Linked DNA regions of Homo sapiens: region 2 is linked to region 1. A link is an interaction called in ENCODE POLR2A ChIA-PET data of the cell type or tissue named here. Cell type or tissue: OCI-LY7. All regions are shown on one strand. Each heading gives the region's core, and the rest is flanking DNA. Links, peaks and the distances in the headings are about the cores only.

Region 1 (4,846 bases), core at 539-4,538:
GCAACTGAGGCACAAAAAGGGCAAGTCACTCAGCTTAAACGAACCAGGACTTTCAGAATCCAGAGTTGGCCAGTGTGTGTTGTGCAGATCTGTCCAGTCAGCTGAGTGTGTCTCCAGAAAGAGGCCTTTGGTCAGGAGACAATGACTTCTTGATTCTTTTTAAATTGCACATTTCATGAACATTTGCTGAGTGCCCACTCTGCCTGGCATGTGCTGAGTCGAGCGGTGACTGAACCAGTCCCATCCCTGACTTTAGAGACTCACAGTCCATTGGGAAAAACAGGCTTGTCATCAATGATGACCGAGAATTATCTGGGCTGGAATGGGGGCGATTGGGGGACTGGAGAGTCAGGGGTGGGTGGAGAAAGGCAACGTTTGCAAGTTGTTCTTTGTGCTGCTTAAAATTCAAAGGGGCATCTGGGCGCGGTGGCTCACGCCTGTAATCTCAGCACTTTGGGAGGTTGAGGCGGGCAGATCACTTGAGGTCAGAAGTTCGAGACCAACCTGGCCAATATAGCAAAACCCTGTCTCTACTAAAAATGCAAAAATTAGCCGGCATGGTGGCGCACGCCTGTAGTACCAGCTACTTGGGAGGCTGAGGCAGGGGAATCGCTTCAACACAGGAGGCAGAGGTTGCAGTGAGCCGAGATCATGCACCACTACACTCCAGCCTGGGCAACAGAGAAAGACTCCGTCTCAAAAAAAAAAAAAAAAAAATTCAAAGGGGCGAGAGGTTTGGTCTTCCATTCAGCAGACACGTCCCAAACACCTGTGGTACCTAAGGCGAGCATCTGAGAGAAACAGCTGCAGAAGTGGGCAGGGGCCTGGCACTTCCAGCTAAGAAGTGGAGGCTCCTCTGCCCAGCCAGACAGGTCCATGGGAGAAGGAACCCTGGTTTCACTGGGTCTTTCTGTCCCCCATCCCCCAGGAAGGCCACCCTGGCTGACATTGTGGAACAGCTGCAGGAGAAAGAGGCAGGCCCAGGGCTGCCTGCTGGGGTAAGTTGAGCCTCGGATGGGTGGGGATAGGAGGACCCCTTTTTCAGAGCAGGAGGCAGGATCTCAGAAACAGCCAGTGCCTAGCCCTGGCAGGACCCATTCCCTACCTGGACCCTGCAGAGACAGCATGGACTCTCAGGGTCCCCAGAATCTGAAAATGTCCCCCTTAGAAAGACGGGGCACCTACCTAAGAGACCCCTACTGCCCCTCCACACACACACACACACACACACACACACACACACACAGACACACACACACAGACACACACACACAGACACACAGACACAGATACACACACAGACACACACACACAGACTCTTCCCACATCTGTCCTGGACTCCGTATTTCTTCAGCTCAGTGGGGTCCCAAATTTCTTCATAGCCTCATACACACACACACAGAAGGAAGCCCCAGGTTTCTCCTGCAGACAGTGGGGACACGCCCTGCTTGCACCCCCACCTCCAGAGATCTGGCTGCCTCTTTCCACCACCGAGAGAGATTCCAAACCAATGAGTCCTAACAGACTCACTCCCAAGACCCATGGGGCCCTAAGAATTGGGCCTCCAACCCTGAGGTCCTCCCATACTCGCCTCCGAGACAAATGGCCCTGTAGACAGATGGGACCCCAGACCCATGACTCCCCCAAACAGATGACCCCCACACCCTCTCCATGGACAGCACCCCTCTTCCCCCTCCCTTCACACAGCCGTCGCTGCCTCAGCCACGCGAGCTTCCCCCAGGTCGCCTGCCCAACGGGCTTGAGCTGCCCGAGCGGACACCTCGGCCGGACCGGCCCCGGGCGCGGGACCGGCCCAAGCCGCGACGGCGGCCGCGGCCCAGAGAGGGTGGTGAGGGCGGGGGAAGCCGGCGCTCGCGCTCCGCCCCGGCCCAGGGCGGCTCCGCCCCCGCGCCTCCGCCACCGCCCACTCACACAGTGCAGCACGAGGGCTTCCTACTGCGCAAGCGCGAGCTCGACGCTAACCGCAAGTCGTCCAACCGGTGAGCGTGTGGGCGGGGCTTTGGAAGGCGGGTCTCAGGCTCAGGGTGACCATTGCGTGGAGCGGTGGGACTGAGGAGGGGGTGTGGCTCAACTTCAGGCCCTCCAGCAGGTGGCGGTAGTAGGTGGGGCCAGAGCTGGGGGGTGGTGGTGGCTTAAATCAAGAAAGCCAACCAATGAGCAGGAGGGGGTGTGGTTTAACGTCAGGCCCTCCAACCCGTGGGGGTAGTAGGTGGGGCCAGATGAGGGGTGGGGCTCAACTTTGATGATTCCAACCAATGAACAGGAAGGGGCAGGACCTAAGGTTAGTGCATCTAATGGATGATGGGTAGAGCTTAGGTGGGAACAGAAGGAAAATGTTCTGAAAGTGAGTAAATTGGAACCTAACCTCTTAGCAACCAACCCAGGAGTTGATCAGCTAAATAGCAAAGAGGGAGGCATCTAGTTGAGAAGGTTTCAATGGCTTGTCGTGGAGCTTGGAGAGGTCACTCAACCAATGAGTGGGGTGGGTCTACCCTTGAAGTTTCAAATTGGGGGAGGGTCCGAAAACGGGCAGAGCCCAAACTAATGAGGGTAGGGGTTGGGAAGGGGGAGTCATCTCTTACAGGTTTCCAAATGAGGGTCTAGCCATGATGTGCCTGCTCTTGGGGAGTCCAGCTCCTGCTTGTCCACCCTCTTTTTGTCCAACTGAGAGGCAGAATCTGGGGACAAGTGGAGCCAAAAAGGGGTATCACCGGCCAGTAATGGAGTGAGTCCCAAGATATGAAGTGGGCAGGACAGATTCAGATTTTGCTAGTGGAATCTGTAGGTGGTCTTTCTTCCTCGTACCTAATGCCAAGGTAGGAATAAACAAGGGCACCTAGTATGTTTTGCTTTGGGAGGGATTCCTCCAGGATCGAGGCTTTGGATGACTGGAGAGACAGGAATTCTTTATTCCAGACAGTAGACCAATAGACTTTCCTTGAGAAAGCTCCATGAGTGGGGAGGATTGAGTGGAGCAAAGGCTTATGGAGGAGACAGCTTAAGACTTACCTTCAGGAAATTCAGTATGGGAGGGGATAAGGAAGGGAAATCTCAGCCTGGGCAAAGGCTTGATACTGAGAGACTTAAATGCTCCCCTCAGGGCAGCAACAGCCTTAAGGAAGAGCATTTTAGGTCCAACTAGGGCGCAACTAGGGCGCAAAGGTCCAGAGGTAGGAAGGCTCAGACATATTCAGACCTTGAGGATGTTAATGAAGAGTTATTAGGCAGAGTGCTGCGGCTCTGCCTTGAGCCCCATCTTGTCGCTCCAGGTCGTGGGTGAGCCTGTACTGTGTGCTTAGTAAGGGGGAACTGGGCTTCTACAAGGACTCCAAGGGCCCGGCATCCGGGAGCACACACGGTGGGGAACCGCTGCTCAGCCTGCACAAGGCCACCAGCGAGGTGGCTAGTGACTACAAGAAAAAGAAGCATGTCTTCAAGCTCCAGTGAGCCCCCCAATGGGCAGGAGGGAGGGATCCAAGGCTCAGCTTCAACTCCCAGTGGGACCCTGGCTTCCCTGGGGGACACTTGGTGGGCAGGTGGGCTGGGCCCCTTCCCCAGATCTCTGAAGTCCTGTGTCCCTTCCTGCAGGACCCAGGATGGCAGTGAGTTTTTGCTCCAGGCAAAAGATGAGGTGAGATCTGGTCCTTTCCTCCCTCTGTGTGGACCTCAGTAATGACCTGGCTGTCTGGCTCCTGACCCAGAGTGATGGGGCTGTGAGAAGGGACACTCACAGGCCAGAGTTATCAGGGCTGTAATGGGAAAGCCCACAGGCACTGAGAGCCCAAAGGAGGTTCCTAACCCAGTGGGGAGTGGGAAGGGCTTCAGGGAGGGCTGCCTGCAGATCCTGATGACAAAGTCCAACATCTTTGCCGTGGTCACTCAGGTGAGACTGGAATGGAGGGAGTTCGCTTTAAAAAGGGGTGATTTGGCCAGGCGCGGTGGCTCACGCTTGTAATCCCAGTACTTTGGGAGGCCAAGACGGGCAGATCACCTGAGGTCAGGAGTTTGAGACCAGCCTGGCCAACATGGTGAAACCCCGTCTCTACTAAAAAATACAAAAATTAACTGGGCATGGTGGCAGGTGCCTTAATCCCAGCTACTTGGGAGGCAGAGGCAGGAGAATCGTTTGAACCTGGAAGGCGGAGGTTGCAGTGAGCTGAGATGGAGCCATTGCACTCAAGCCTGGGGGACAACAGCGAGACTTCCTTCGAAAATAAAATAAAAATAAAAAGGGTGATTCAGAGGGACAGTGGGGGTCTAAAAAAAGGAGTGATTCAGGTTGGGCACCATGGCTCAGGCCTGTAATCCCAGCACTTTGGGAGGCCAAGGCAGGAGACTGCTTGAGCCCAGGACTTCAAGATCAGCCTGGGCAACACGGAAAGATCCCATCTCTATGGGTAATAATAATAATAAATTAGCCGGGAGTGGTGGCACATGCCTGTGGTCCCAGCTACTCAGGAGGCCGAGTGGAAGGATCACCTGAACCAGGGAGGTCAAGGCTACAATGAGCTGTGATTGTACTATGGCACTCCAGGCTGGGTGACAGAGTGAGATTCTGTCTCAAAAACAAGAGGGGGTGGGTGATCTAGGTAGAGGGAACTGCAAGTGCAGAGGACCAGAGGTGCAGTATTGCAAAGGGTTAACTGCTGGAGGGCAGAGTTCATGGAAGAAGGTCCCAGAAAGGTTCCCAGGAGATAGGTGTCTCAGGACAGGATGGGCCATTTGGAGGAGATTGGATTTTTTACCTAAGGGCACTGGAGAGCTAGGGGGGATTACAGTGATGTGTAAAAAAGATTCCTGGCTGGGCGCAGTGGCTTACGCCTGT
Region 2 (4,846 bases), core at 262-4,261, 210 kb before region 1:
AGGCCCTGTCAGCCACAGTGAGGAGCTGAGACTGTGTACTGAGGACACCGGGGAGCCACAGAGTTTTTGAGCAGGAGAGGGATGTGTCAAATTCACGTGGAGGTCGGATTGCAAGGATTGAGTGGAGTCTGGAAGCCAAGGGAGGTGGCTGGAGTGGGGACCCAGGTGGGAGAGACTAAGTCAGAGCTTGTGGGGGAGGGCGAATTGGAGAGACCCTCACAGGACCAAGTCGACAAATGGTTGGGGTCCAGGACAAGGCCCAGGGCTGGGGGTAGTCAAGGAGAGCTTTCTGGAGGAGGAGGCACCAAGGCTGAGACCTGAAGGATGGGTTCAACAGCTCTTCTTGAAATGGGGACCTGGGGCAGGAAGATGGTAAGGACAGTTGGGGACATAGTAGGTGTGGGAGTCTGGGGACACCTTGAAGGAGGTATCTGGGGGGCCCTGGAACCTCTAGAGCTGGAGTCAGGGGAAAGGAGGAAACAAGACAGAGCTTTGGGTTGAGAAAGAGGGAATTGAAGCTGTAATGATGGGGGAAGGTCCACAGGGGCCTGTCCATGTAGGGCTCTGTAGGACATGGTAAGAAGTTTGTCCTTTGTCCTGGGGGCAATGGGGAGCCACAGAAGGATTTTGAGCAGGAGTGAGACAGCTTAGGGTTTTTAAGTTCCAGTTCAGAAGTGTTTATCATTCATGATGCTTTTTGGACCTATTTAATTGTTTTTCAGACTGACTGACTTCTCTCCCTAGGAGGGGCACTTATTTTAAAGGGTCCGTTGAAATAAAAGATCTAACTGCTGAAAATGAAAAATCAGTTTGCAAAACCAGTGTTCTGTTCCGTTTTCTGTAGACAATTGATGGTTCAGTCCAAAGAGGTCAGAAACAATTGATGGTTTAGTCCAAAGAGGTCTGTACCATCTAGTGAAAATCAGCACCATTAAACATGAGAACATTTCTGTTTTAAACCATTTGGAAGCCCCGTGAATTTTATTTTATTTTGTTATTTTTAAAATTAGAGACAGGGGTCTCGCTCTGTTGCCCAGGCTAGTCTCGAACTGCTGGGCTCAAGCGATCCTCCCACTTCAGCCTACCAAAGTGCTGGAATTACAGATGTGAGCTACTGCTCCTGGCCAGCCTGTGGATTTGTAAATGTCTCCTGTGGTGTGATCTGCCTCATGTTTCCTGTATGTAGGCTTCAGAAGCACACTCTGCATTCTCAGATGGCTTGAATCAGCCTTGACTTTTTCCCCACCCTCTCAGCCTGAATCTCAGGTTGAGATGCCATTATCTGCACCCACCCTATATGCTCTGGGCTTAGAACTGATACCAGCTGGTTATCATTGTGTATAAAAGTGTCACTAGGTATAGAGAGACATCTAAAATAATCTCCTCTCAAAATTTTCTATTCTGCTGCTCCATTTCTTCTGCTTTCAGTATTTTTTGAGCAATTACAATGGTCTGGGCCCTAGAGCTAGAGGAATAAATCAGACACGGACATAGCAAGGGACACATATGTTGATTATGTGTGATTAAAATGTATACAAGATACGAGGGCGTACACAGATCTCACCAACTAGCATGTTTCAAGGGCTTACTGTGCTTCCTGCCTTCCATGGATGATCTCATTGACTTCCCAACAAATGTGAGGTTGGTATTATTAATCTCCACATTGTTCAAAGAATGAAAGTGTGGCTTAGAGAAGGGAACCTCTTTTCCCAGTTCCACAGAGCTGAGATCTGAAGTCTGAGCTGTGGGACTCTGAGACCCACCCCCTTAACCATTCAGAGATCCCCCAGCCACCACCCTCCAGTGCATATAAGATGATACCCATTTCATTTGTTGTTTTGAGACCGTGTCTTGCTCTGTCGCCCAGGCTGGAGTGCAGTGGCACAATCACGGCTCACTGCAGCCTTGACCTCCTGGACTCAAGCAGTGGTCCCACCTCAGCCTCCCAAGTGGCTGGGACCACAGGCGTAGGCATGGGCTACCACACCTAGCCAATTATCTTTTTGTTTGTTTGTTTTTGAGATGGAGTTTCGCTCTTGTTGCCCAGACTGGCATGCAATGATGCAATCTCGGCTCACTGCAACCTCTGCCTCCCAGGTTCAAGCGATTCTTGGACCTCAGCCTCCCGAGTAGCCTGCCACCATGCCAGGCTAATTTTTGTATTTTTGGTAGAGACGAGGTTTCACCATGTTGGCCAGGCTGGTCTCGAACTCCTGACCTCAGGTGATCCACCCATCTTGGCCTCCCAAAGTGCTGGGATTACAGGCATGAGCCACCGTGCCCAGCCGCCTAGCCAATTTTTTAAGTTTTTGTAGAGATGGGGTCACACCTTGTTGCCCCAACTGGTCTCAAACTCCTGAGCTCAAGCCATCCTCCCGCCTTGGCCTCCCAAAGTGCTGGGATTATAGGCATAAGCCACTGCGCCCTGCCAATATGGCTAATACTGGTTTATAGATGAGGCCAGCAGGGCTCAGAAGTAAAGCCCCATGCTCAGCATCACTCAGCAAGAAAGTGGCAGAGGTGTGATCTGAACCATGAGCTCTCCAATTTAAAGGGCTGCTGTAGAGGAGGAATCAAATCTCCCACTGCCACCCTCCCCTGGGGGTGGGGTGTTCAGGGATCTGTGACCCAGTGGGTTTTACTTCCTCCTTTTTGCGGGCTATGGTGTCATACTCCAAGGGGGGCAGGACCACAAGGCAAGGGGACTAGGGGGTATTCTGTGGGCTGGGAGAGAGCACGCTTCCTGGCAGTGCCCTCTCCCAGATGAGACCTGATCTCTTTTTTGTTTTTTGTTTTTTGTTTTGAGACAGAGTTTTGCTCTTCTTGCCCAGGCTGGAGTACAATGGCGCAATCTTGGCTCACTGCAACCTCCGCCTCCCAGGTTCAAGCGATTCTCCTGCCTCAGCCTCCTGAGTAGCTGGGATTACAGGCATGCGCCACCACGCCCGGCTAATTTTGTATTTTTAGTAGAGACGGGGTTTCACCATGTTGGTCAGGCTGGTCTTGAACTCCCGACCTCAGGTGATTTGCCCACCTCAGCCTCCCAAAGTGCTGGATTACAGGTGTGAGCCACTGCGCCCGACCGAGACCTGATTTCATCTCATGTCATACCAGCAAGGAGGCAGAGCATAAGTACCAACCTGGATGGGGCGCGCTGGGAGCCCCATGGAGGTTCTAGGGTCCTGAGAATACAGGCATTGAGACGGGCTGAGGAGGAACTCCAGCATCCGGCTGCCCGTGCCCACCTTCAGTTTCACCCTACCCTGCTCCCACAAGGATCTGAGCAGGGAGGGGGCCTGATTTCCTTCTCCCGCTGAGACCACAGTCCTCTGGAGGCTAGGATCTGGTGATGGGGCACCCTAGCTAGGAGCCTGAGCCTCTTTATAATTTAGTTTCCATAGAAGTTATATGTGCATTTAAAAAAATTCAATGTAAGTAAAGACCTACAATGAAAAGCAACCGTCTTGTCTCTGGGGGTGGGATGGGGGATGCCTTTGCGTGGGGAGCTGTTAGGAGACTTGACAGTCACCTTTGCTGAGAGCCTCCTGCATGTCAGGGGCTCTTCTATGCACATTATATGTGTGCTAATTCCTTTTTTAAAACTTTACTTTTTGTGGAGATGAGTCCTGCTGTGTTGTGTAGGCTGGTCTTGAACTCCTGGCCTCACGCAATCCACCCCCAACCTTAGCCTCCCGGAGTGCAGGGATTACAGGTGTGAGCCACCTTTCCCAGCCTGTTGACTCCTTTAATTCAGAGGAGTCAGTCAGATTTTAGACATCTCAAATGTTGTATGTTCAAAACCAAACTCCTGGTCTTTTCCCCAAACTTGTGTCTCCCTGTCTTGCCCAATCAGCTGTTGACACCTCCAATCCTTGCAGTTGCTGCGGCCAAAACTCAGTCATCCCTCACTCCTTTACTGCTCTCAAACCCACATCCAGCCTAGAAATGCCATCCCCTCCACCTTCAAAATGCATCCAGACCCCGCCCTTTCTTCGACACTTGGCTGACCACACCCTGGTCCTGTCCACCCTTGGCTCCTGTCTGGATGCTCCCAGCAGCCTCCTCCCTGGGCTCCCTTGCCCTGCCCCAGTCTGTTCCCCACGCACAGCCGCCAGGGGATCCTGTAACACCTGTGTTTGTTTCTTCGGGCTGCTGTAACAAATTGCCACCAAGTTGGTGGCTTAACACAACAGAATGTATGGCCAGGCGCAGTGGCTCCTGCCTGTAATCCCAGCACTTTGGGAGGCCGAGACAGTCGATCATTTGAAGTTGCACCACTGCACTCCAGCCTGGATAACAGAGCGAGACTCCGTCTTAAAAAAAAAAAAAAAAAAAAAAGACAACAAATTCATTCTCTCAGTTTTGGAGCCGAAGTCCAAACTCAAGGTGTAGCAGGGCCATGCGCCTCCAGAAGCTGGAGGGGAGATTCCATTCCTCACCTCTCCCAGCTTCTAGTGGCTCCAGGCATTGCTGGGTTTATGGCCACATCACCCTAATGTCAGCCTCCCTGTTCACATGACCTTCTGCCTGTTCTATCTCTGAGGACAGTTGTGATTGGATTTAGGGCCCATCCAGTTAGTCCAGGATGATCTCATCTCAAGATCCTAAATCTGATTACAATTGCAAAGATCCTTTTTCCAAATAAGGTCACATGCACGTAAGTTCCGGGGATTATGCTTGCGTGGGACACATCTTTTTTGAGGCCACCATTCAACCCACTACAAAATCCAACTGAAGCCCAGCGAAGTGGCTCATGCCTGAAATCCCCGCACTGTGCGAGGCCAAGGCAGGAGGGTCACCTGAGGCCAGGAGTTCAAGAGTAGCCTGGGCAGCGTAGGGAGATCCT

Evidence for each region. Peaks named below come from ENCODE experiments on the same cell type or tissue, not always from the same donor. Only the 100,000 strongest peaks of a DNase experiment are listed, where the experiment ranks them.
Region 2: POLR2A ChIA-PET joins it to region 1 with 8 read pairs; 4 of 35 experiments call an interaction of 5 or more read pairs at or near these places.

Annotation. Positions count from the first base shown.
Region 1 is chr19:40,568,729-40,573,574 of GRCh38, forward strand. It overlaps SPTBN4 (spectrin beta, non-erythrocytic 4), which reads left to right. Exons shown (of 36, transcript NM_020971.3): 32 at 929-998; 33 at 1,708-2,000; 34 at 3,291-3,464; 35 at 3,610-3,652. Among named protein-coding and RNA genes, the nearest start is that of SHKBP1, 5.7 kb to the right of the region's middle. RefSeq lists an enhancer at 1,468-1,537 and a silencer at 1,768-2,337. In OCI-LY7, for the core only: no CTCF peak of the experiment used is centred there; a DNase peak (open chromatin) is centred at 2,093; H3K4me3 peaks cover 1,224 bases.
Region 2 is chr19:40,356,265-40,361,110 of GRCh38, forward strand. All of the region lies in intron 1 of PLD3 (phospholipase D family member 3), which reads left to right. Among named protein-coding and RNA genes, the nearest start is that of PLD3, 10 kb to the left of the region's middle. In OCI-LY7, for the core only: no CTCF peak of the experiment used is centred there; DNase peaks (open chromatin) are centred at 867, 1,167 and 2,627; H3K4me3 peaks cover 708 bases; H3K27ac peaks cover 2,103 bases.